Linked DNA regions of Mus musculus: region 1 is linked to region 2. Evidence: chromatin loops called from intact Hi-C (ENCODE). Cell type or tissue: left cerebral cortex. All regions are shown on one strand.

What was found. Hi-C counts contacts between places; a loop is a spot of excess contacts. Peaks named below come from ENCODE experiments on the same cell type or tissue, not always from the same donor. Only the 100,000 strongest peaks of a DNase experiment are listed, where the experiment ranks them.
Region 1: a loop joins it to region 2, with 2.0 times the contacts of the local background. A loop is called at or near these places in 1 of 42 quality-filtered maps.

Annotation. Positions count from the first base shown.
Region 1 is chr5:38,425,639-38,429,638 of GRCm38, reverse strand. The region is part of intron 5 of Slc2a9 (solute carrier family 2 (facilitated glucose transporter), member 9); the gene reads left to right. Among named protein-coding and RNA genes, the nearest start is that of Slc2a9, 53 kb to the left of the region's middle. In left cerebral cortex, no CTCF peak of the experiment used is centred here; DNase peaks (open chromatin) are centred at 363 and 1,686.
Region 2 is chr5:38,369,885-38,373,884 of GRCm38, reverse strand. The region is part of intron 10 of Slc2a9 (solute carrier family 2 (facilitated glucose transporter), member 9); the gene reads left to right. Among named protein-coding and RNA genes, the nearest start is that of Gm40290, 16 kb to the right of the region's middle. In left cerebral cortex, no CTCF peak of the experiment used is centred here; DNase peaks (open chromatin) are centred at 1,340, 1,706 and 2,334.

The DNA of each region.
Region 1 (4,000 bases), 56 kb before region 2:
AGCTACTGGTGTGGGGCCATGCCTGCCTTCTCTGCCATGCTCCCCACCATGATGGTCATGACCTCATGAGACTGTCAGTAAGCCCCTAGTTAAATGCTTTCTTTTGTAAGTTGCCTTGGTCATGGTGTACCTCCACAGTAATAGAAAAGAAACTATGATATCTGCCCCGTGTTACGGACTGGGAGGTGAATAGCCAACTCCTACTGGCCACCAAGTGCTCATGCTGTCTCTCTGGGGTGAACCACCTCTCCTGACTTCCAGTCCTCTGTACATCAAAGGCAGTCTCAGTGACGATTTAGCTCTGAGGCTCCTGGCTGCCTGAACTTCTGATTTGGTGATTCATGCCTCCAGTGGGGGTAACTTTACCTCCAGAGACAGCACAGCCGTGGCAGCTCTGTCTGCAAGCAAGGGAGCAAAGGAAGCGAAGATAAATTTAACAGTTCTTGAAGTCGTGTCAAATGGAATTGTAAAGGAAGCCTTTGAAGCTTGTCTGAACCCAGCTATCCTATCTCTGAAGGGCCACAGGGGAAATGATTAGGAAAGTTGCCCTTTGAGGACATGGCTTTGACGGAGGAGTTAGATTCTGGAAGTGAGTCACAAGCCCCTGACAACTGTGCCTTCACTCTCTGGCCACCAGGCCCCTTGCACTGCTCTCTCTTGCAAACTGTCTCCCAAGTTGCTCCCTCTTTGCAGCTGAGCCAGTGCTCCTGAGATTTCTGCCTCATAAAGGCCCGTGACCACTGGAACGGGTCTTCAGACCATGGCAGGTTCCGGGCATCCATAACCCTTGCCTTCCATAGGCACACGATTCTTCTCATTTTTTTTTCTTCTGGGTGTCCTAGCACACTGGACCCTACAGAGAGGCGTCAGGGAAAGCCTCTGCAGGCAGGACACCTCAGGGTTTAGAAAAGCAAGTGTCAGAATACAGAGGAGTATGGCCATAAAAGAACCCAGGAGTGGGAGAGCCATGGGGACAAATGCAATGGAAATTTTTCTAGAGAGGGTGGCATCTACCTTGTAGTGTGAGGGACAATCACTCAGTGGAAGGGAAGGAGAACACAGTTCCAGGCCGAGCGAACAACCACTGCAAAACCAAAGAAATCAAGAGAGTCTAATACATTTGACAACTGAGAATGCTTCAGTAACCACGCCTAGGATACAGTGCCCACGGATGACACGGGCAGGCCAGCTGCTCTCCCATGTACACGGTGGGAAATGAGCTGAAGTGGATGTTGGGAAGTTGTAGGAGAGAGCCTGGCCTCTGCTTCTCTCCAGCTGTGTGACCCAGACAAGCAACTTCAGCTCTCTGAGGCTCAGAATCTGTGTCTGTAAAATGAAAGTTCACCTACACTCCACGGAGCCAATGGAACCTTTAAATGAGATGCTGTGTCCTCTTCTGGGATCCATTAAATGAGATGCTATGTCCTCACTTGGGATCCACAGCTGACAAGCCATCATGCCAAACTGACTGTAATGACTATTAAATGGAAAGCATTTTCCCCACCTGCATTCAGAAGTCTCGGATCTGGGAGTCTAAAATCCCATGTTGATCTGTTCTTATCTCTAAGACCATGCAGTTTCCTCTCCTTCCCTAGACTGGCCTGGCTCTCCCACATCCCACACTGCTCTGGCATTAATTACCCTGAGAATCCTTGTTCCCTCCTCTACGTCTCCACCATCTGCCTCAAGGAAGACACAACTCAAACAATTTATAGAAAGACACTTTCCCTGGCTCTTCTGAAAGGGATGGAGGTGTGAGGCTGAGCCCGGGTGTTGCTCTCAGCAAAGCTTCTCTTCATCCACTGAGCGTTCACACAGACAGCTTCCACTGGAAGGTTCATCCTGGGAGAGGTCCTGTCGTTTTGCCTCACTCTGACTTCCTCTTGATTGTCTTAGGGTTTCAGTTGCTATGATAAACACTATGACTAGAGACACCTTAAGGAGAAGAGGGTTAATTTCTGCTCTCATGTCTGATCACAGTCCGTAATTGAGGGAAGTCAGGATAGGAACTCGAGGCATGAACCTAGAGGCAGGAACAGAAGCAGAGGCCATGGAAGAATACCATTTACTGTCTTGCTTAGCCTGCTTCCTTATAGCACTCAGGATGGCTAGCCCAGGGGTACCACCCATAATGGGCTGGACCCACTCACATTGTCACTAATTAAGAGTGCAGGCTTCCATACAGCCCAATCTTTTGGAGACAATGTCTCAACTGAATGGGACATCCCCACTCCCATGCTCCATGCATCCATTGACCACATCCCATCCCTCCCCATGCATTATGTATTGTGATGGTCTCAGTTTTGATACCTGAGGCCTTTCCCTCTGCTTGTTTCCCCTGCAGGGGAGCAGCAGCCTCCCTGCATCCTGTCTCTGGCTGCAGAACCCTTTCTCTTTCTTCCGGTTCTTTTTGTCTCTTCCCTCTGTGCTAGCAACTCTTTCAAATGTCTGCTGCTTTTCTTCACGTTTAAAACCTCGCTGAGCAGGATGCTGGGACGAGCACGCACGGGAACTGTATCCACTGTATCTATGGTGACCACACCTGCATCAGCAGGTTGTTTTCTGCCCCCTCGTCCCCTTGCCAAAAGTCAGTCTTCTCTTACCAGAGCAGAAGACACCTATCTGGGAACCCAGTTCCACTGTGGGTGATGAGGGCTTTTAAATGTATTAGACTCTCTCTTGACTTCTTTGGCTTTGCAGCGGCTGTCCACTCAGCCTGTGTTCTTGTTATCAGCCTCATACTTTGCTGCCAGGCCTGGTCTGCCCCATGGATGTAATTACCACAGGTCCACTGATTGGGCAAATGCACCCCCATGGGAGCAGGGCAGCTGCTGGTGTGGGAGAAGTGGATTTTGAGGATCTTTCTCTCAGTCTATTTTTTTGTGGCCCCTTTGTTATGAGTCTCTAGAGTGAATCCCTTGCATCCTTCTGGGTACCCCCACAGAAGGATGTCCCACTTTGTTATTCTCTCTTCAACACTGGGCTGAAAATCGCATTCCACAATTGTCACCAGTCCAACCTCTCCCCCTCACGGTTACCTTGCTTGTCAATGTCCATGTTTACAAATCAAAGTTAAACGGGCATAGGCTCCCTTGTTCACATGCGGCAAGGTTCCTCTTTTTCTGTAAGCCCCTGTCTACTGTGAAATACACAAAGGATACCCTGATAACCTATAAACAAATGGATTTTAAAATAATCCAATTATAAAATGCTGGATCAGACAACACTCTAAAGAAAGCTTGAAGCTTTCCTTAAATGGGGAATTGAGGCCACCATGGCTCCCTACCTTGCTTGAATGCCCTATTATGTTCTTGCTATCCCCATAGCAGTGGTTTGCAGGTGCAGGTAGTTGTATATCACAGTGCCTGCAGTACTCTCAGAGCATCCTGATCCAGGCTGCACCTCAGGCCTCTTGAATCTGAATCTCTAGACAGTGCTCCAGAGGCTGTAAATGGCTAGCATTGGCCCAATTTGTTGATCATTGAGAAATTGAGGCAGGATCCAGACACTACTGTAAATTTATTTTTTTCAAAGCCTACTTTTAATGATGATTCTTAAATGCTTTAACCTCCCTTTTGGCCCACCACTCACCAGAGGTGGTGGAAAAGAAAGGCTATGGAGAAGTGAACCTGTCTATCTTTGGAGACTATAGTTTACTTTTTGTAAACTATCTTTGGAGAAAGTCTCATCTGCATTGTCAGGAAACTAGCAGTTCAGTTCAGTTCACAGGTCAGCAGCGGCAGCTTGATCCACTCGCAAACACTTCACAGATATACTAGCAGTCAAGTTCAGCAGAGTCAAGATAGCAAACATGAAATCAGCAGTAGTGGCACTGCCTAGCAGAGACAGCCAGGCCTTAGCCAGGCCTCGAGTTATCAGGAGGGACCAGGGCCAACAGGAACACCAGATAAAGTTCTCAGCTGTGCCTCTCACAGTGAAGCAAAGATCAGTGAAGACGCAAGACCAACAAGCATTGCACAGTCAACTCTATATGCAAGCC
Region 2 (4,000 bases):
GAGTCTTACCTCCTCCTAAAGTTTACACACACACACACACACACACACACAGAAGGACTGAGCAGAAAGAGGTTGTTCACCTCTGGGCAAATGGAAAGTGGGGTGGGATAGCCTGAGACTATGTATGTAACCTTCAAGACACACTCACAGGGACCTATATCCTCCAGAGTCTTACCTCCTCCTAAAGTTTACACACACACACACACACACACACACACACACAGAGAGAGAGAGAGAGAGAGAGAGAGAGAGAGAGAGAGAGAGAGAGAGAGAATACTACCATTTGGGGGATCAATTATTCAACACATGAATTCTGTAGGAAGCGTTCCATATTTAAGCCATAGTGTGTTCCTCTCTCATGGTGGATTGAATGACATCCACCAAGATTCATGTTTGCTTGGATCTTTGGGATGCAACCTTGCCTGGAAATAAAACTGTTAGTGAACAGTTAGTTAAGGTTCTTAAAGTGTGATCAGCAAGGCGCTGTCCAATCCCAAGCTTCCAGCACCCAGGTCTGAGATGACAACTTCCTGTTTTGTGTCACCACATTTGTCTTCATTTGTTATAGCAGGCATAGGAAACTAATCTGGCCACTGTGGTGGCAGGACAGCACTTTGTCACCCCAGGCAGCTGTAGGCACAGGGCAGGTGGGCTTTGGAAATGAAAGACTTGAGCCATTCATTGTGACAGAGGCATGTGGACAAGCTCCTCAGTGAGGGTACAGCGCACACTCCACTTGTCCAGGAATACCAGAGAGCTTTCAAGGTTCTGATTAGCTTCCTGCAGTTGAGCACCTGCTCCACCAAGAGCATTGCCATGCGCATCCTAAGGACCACATCATCTCTGTAAGAGAGAATTAGTTTGGTGTTTTTGTTGTTATTGTTGCTGCTGCTGTTTGTTTGTTTGTTTGTTTGTTTGTTTGGTTGGTTGGTTGGTTTTTGAGACAGTGTTTTTCTGCATACCCTCCACTGTCCTGGAACTCACTCTATAGACCAAGCTGGCCTCGAACTCACAGATATCCACCTGCTTCTGTTGCCCTCCTGAGTGGTGTGAGCCACCACCTGACTATGTCATCATCATCTTCTGCTCCTCTTCCTTTTCCTTCTCTCCCTCATTCTCCTCCTTCGTTTTCTCTAGGCTCCAGGAAGCCTTGCTTAGCCTGCCCTACATGCAGCATAGATGGGGCACAACCAGAATTTGCCTAACTCTAAGCCTGATCTCCTCCCCTACCTACCCCCCATTCTCCCTTGAGTCTCTCCCTGCTCAGTTTTCCTTCTTATCTTTCCCCACAGCCTCGGGTAGAGTTAATTAGTGAGCTTGCTGACTGCAACTTGAGTAGGAACACATGGCTGTGTGCTTTAAGATTTTCTGCCAAGCTCACTTCTGAAATGTTTGTCTTCAGAAGAAATCACAAGCGATCGCTCTTTAAAACACTTCTAAGTTCCAGTGGCTGAGCCTGGGTGATTGATTGGCCGAATGATTGGCTGATTGAATGCTTTTTTTTTTTTCATTTTCTTTCTTTCTTTTTTCTTTTTTTAGATAGTTTGCTGGTTGTCAGCTTCAATACATCTGGAATTAACTAAAACCAAACTTAGTGGCTGGATACACCACTAAGGATTTTTTTTTTTAATCAAATCATTTGAAGGGAAGATTCACTTCTAATCTGGATATTTTGAGGTGGGAAAATCCACTTTTAATCCAGTCCACACCTTCTGCTGGCAGACTATATATAGGACATGGAAGAAGGAAGCTTGCTATCTTTATCTGTTTGTTCTTGCTCTCTCTGGCAAGTCTAAGTTTAAAGTCTACTTTTTTCAGATTCAGGCATATACTGAAAACAAGCTGAGACATCTAGCCTTGTGGACTGAACGACTGCTGAACAACTTTCTTTCCTTGGTAGAAAGCCATTGTAGGACTAGCTGGACCACCTGTAAGCCATTCTAATAAACCCCTATAGATAGGTAGACAGATTAGATAGATAGATAGATAGATAGATAGATAGATAGATAGATAGATAATAGAAAGAAAGAAAGAACAAAAGAAAGAAGAAAGAAAGAAAGAAAGAAAGAAAGAAAGAAAGAAAGAAAGAAAGAAAGAAAGGATTCATTCTGTAAGTTCCATTCCACTAGAAAACCCTGACTAATATAGAACAGGGTCTTTTTGGCCTCAAACTCATGGACCTCTTGCCTCTGACTCCCTAGTGCTGGGTTCTAAGGAGTGCACTACCAGGTTATGCCAAGCTTTGAGGTTTAACAGACATTTAGAAAGCTTCCAGAACTGGTTTTTACTCAGCAGAGACAATGACAACTGCAGCTTCCAAACTTTCCACAGTTCCCACCTCAGCTGCCTTCCTCCTAGCTGTGGTTTGGGCTAAACCTCAAAATCCAGCAAAGGAATTTGTCTGTAATTCCTACCTCCACTGCCACATGACTGACTGCCAGAATGCATCCACTGTGGCTGCTGTAGCAAGCTAGTACAGACAAGCTAGTACATTCAAATAACAGAAATGCATCTCCCAGTTTTGGAAACCATAGGCCCAAGATCAAGGTTAAGCGGGGCTACTCCCTCCCTCTCCCTCTCCCTCTCCCTCTCCCTCTCCCTCTCCCTCTCCCTCTCCCTCTCCCTCTCCCTCTCCCCCTCCCCCCTCCCCCTCCCTCTCCCCTCCCTCTCCCCCTCCCTCTCCCCCCTCTCCCTCTTCCCTTCCCCCCACACTCTCCTCTCTCTTCCTCTCCATTTTCTCTCTTCTCTTCTTTCCCATCCTCTCTCCCTTCTCTCCCTTCCCCCTTCCCTTCTACTTTCTCTCCCTTCTGTTCATTCTATGTCTCTTTTATCTCTGTGATCTTTGCCTCTGACTTCTCATGGCCATCTTCTCTGTGCCCCAAATATCCAAATAAGTTCCTTTCATAAAGACCCTTGGCCTATTCTAACAACAAAGAAGAAATATTGGAAATGAAACACTCTGTAAATTATAGACAAAGTGGGAAATATCCCCTGGAGATTAGACAGGGCAGAGGGAAAGGTTGAGGAGCTGAAGAAAATGTGAGGAATTGTTACACTGAGATAGCAAAAACAATAACAACTATAGCATTAAGGAATTTGGGGACCCAATTAAGACAGCAAGCCTGTGAATCTTCCACATAGGATAAGCAACCAAAATATAGATGAAAGGTATAATGAACATCAAGACTTTATAGCAGGACATTTCCCAAACTTAAGGAAAGAAATTGATATACAGGTACAGGAGGTATTTAGAACCCCAAAGAGACATCACCAGAAAAGAACCTTTCTATGTCACATGAAAGCTAAAATTCAAGAGTACAGAACAAAGAATATAGGGAACTGCCAGAGAGAAATGGTGAGTTATTTACAGAGACAAACCTGTTAGGATGAGAGCAGACTGTGAGCACAGACCCCATTGGCTAGAAGAATACAGACAAATATGTTTCAAGTCACGAGAAGTATACTACCAATCAAGATTATTATACCCAGCAAAATTAACATTTAAATTCAAGGGACAAATGAAGACCTTCCTTGATATGCATGAATTTAAGTAATTTAGATTACCAAGCCAGCACTCCAGTAGGTACTCAAAACCATACTACATACAGAAGAGGAAGGAAGTGATACACATCATACAGGCTAGGGAAAGAACAAATTTTACTATGAATAAACAAATGAGAAATAGAAAATAACTAACGCTTGTTGACTCAGTAAACTAGAACATTTCTAAGATGAGTAAGGGAGAAATTAGCTTGTGTTTACCAGTAATAACTTTAAATGTAAAGGGTCTAAGTCCCCAGCCAAAAAGCATAGAATAAGTTAAAAAAGCAAGTTCCAACTAATTTCTATCTACAAGAACCCTCATTGACAAGAACACAGACAGATGCAAAGTGAAAGGAAGGAAAATGGTATTTTGAGTAAAACATTCTACCAGAACATTCTTGATTCTGATGAGCACATTTTCAAAAAAAGGAACAGGAGATAAAGCCAATACAAAAAT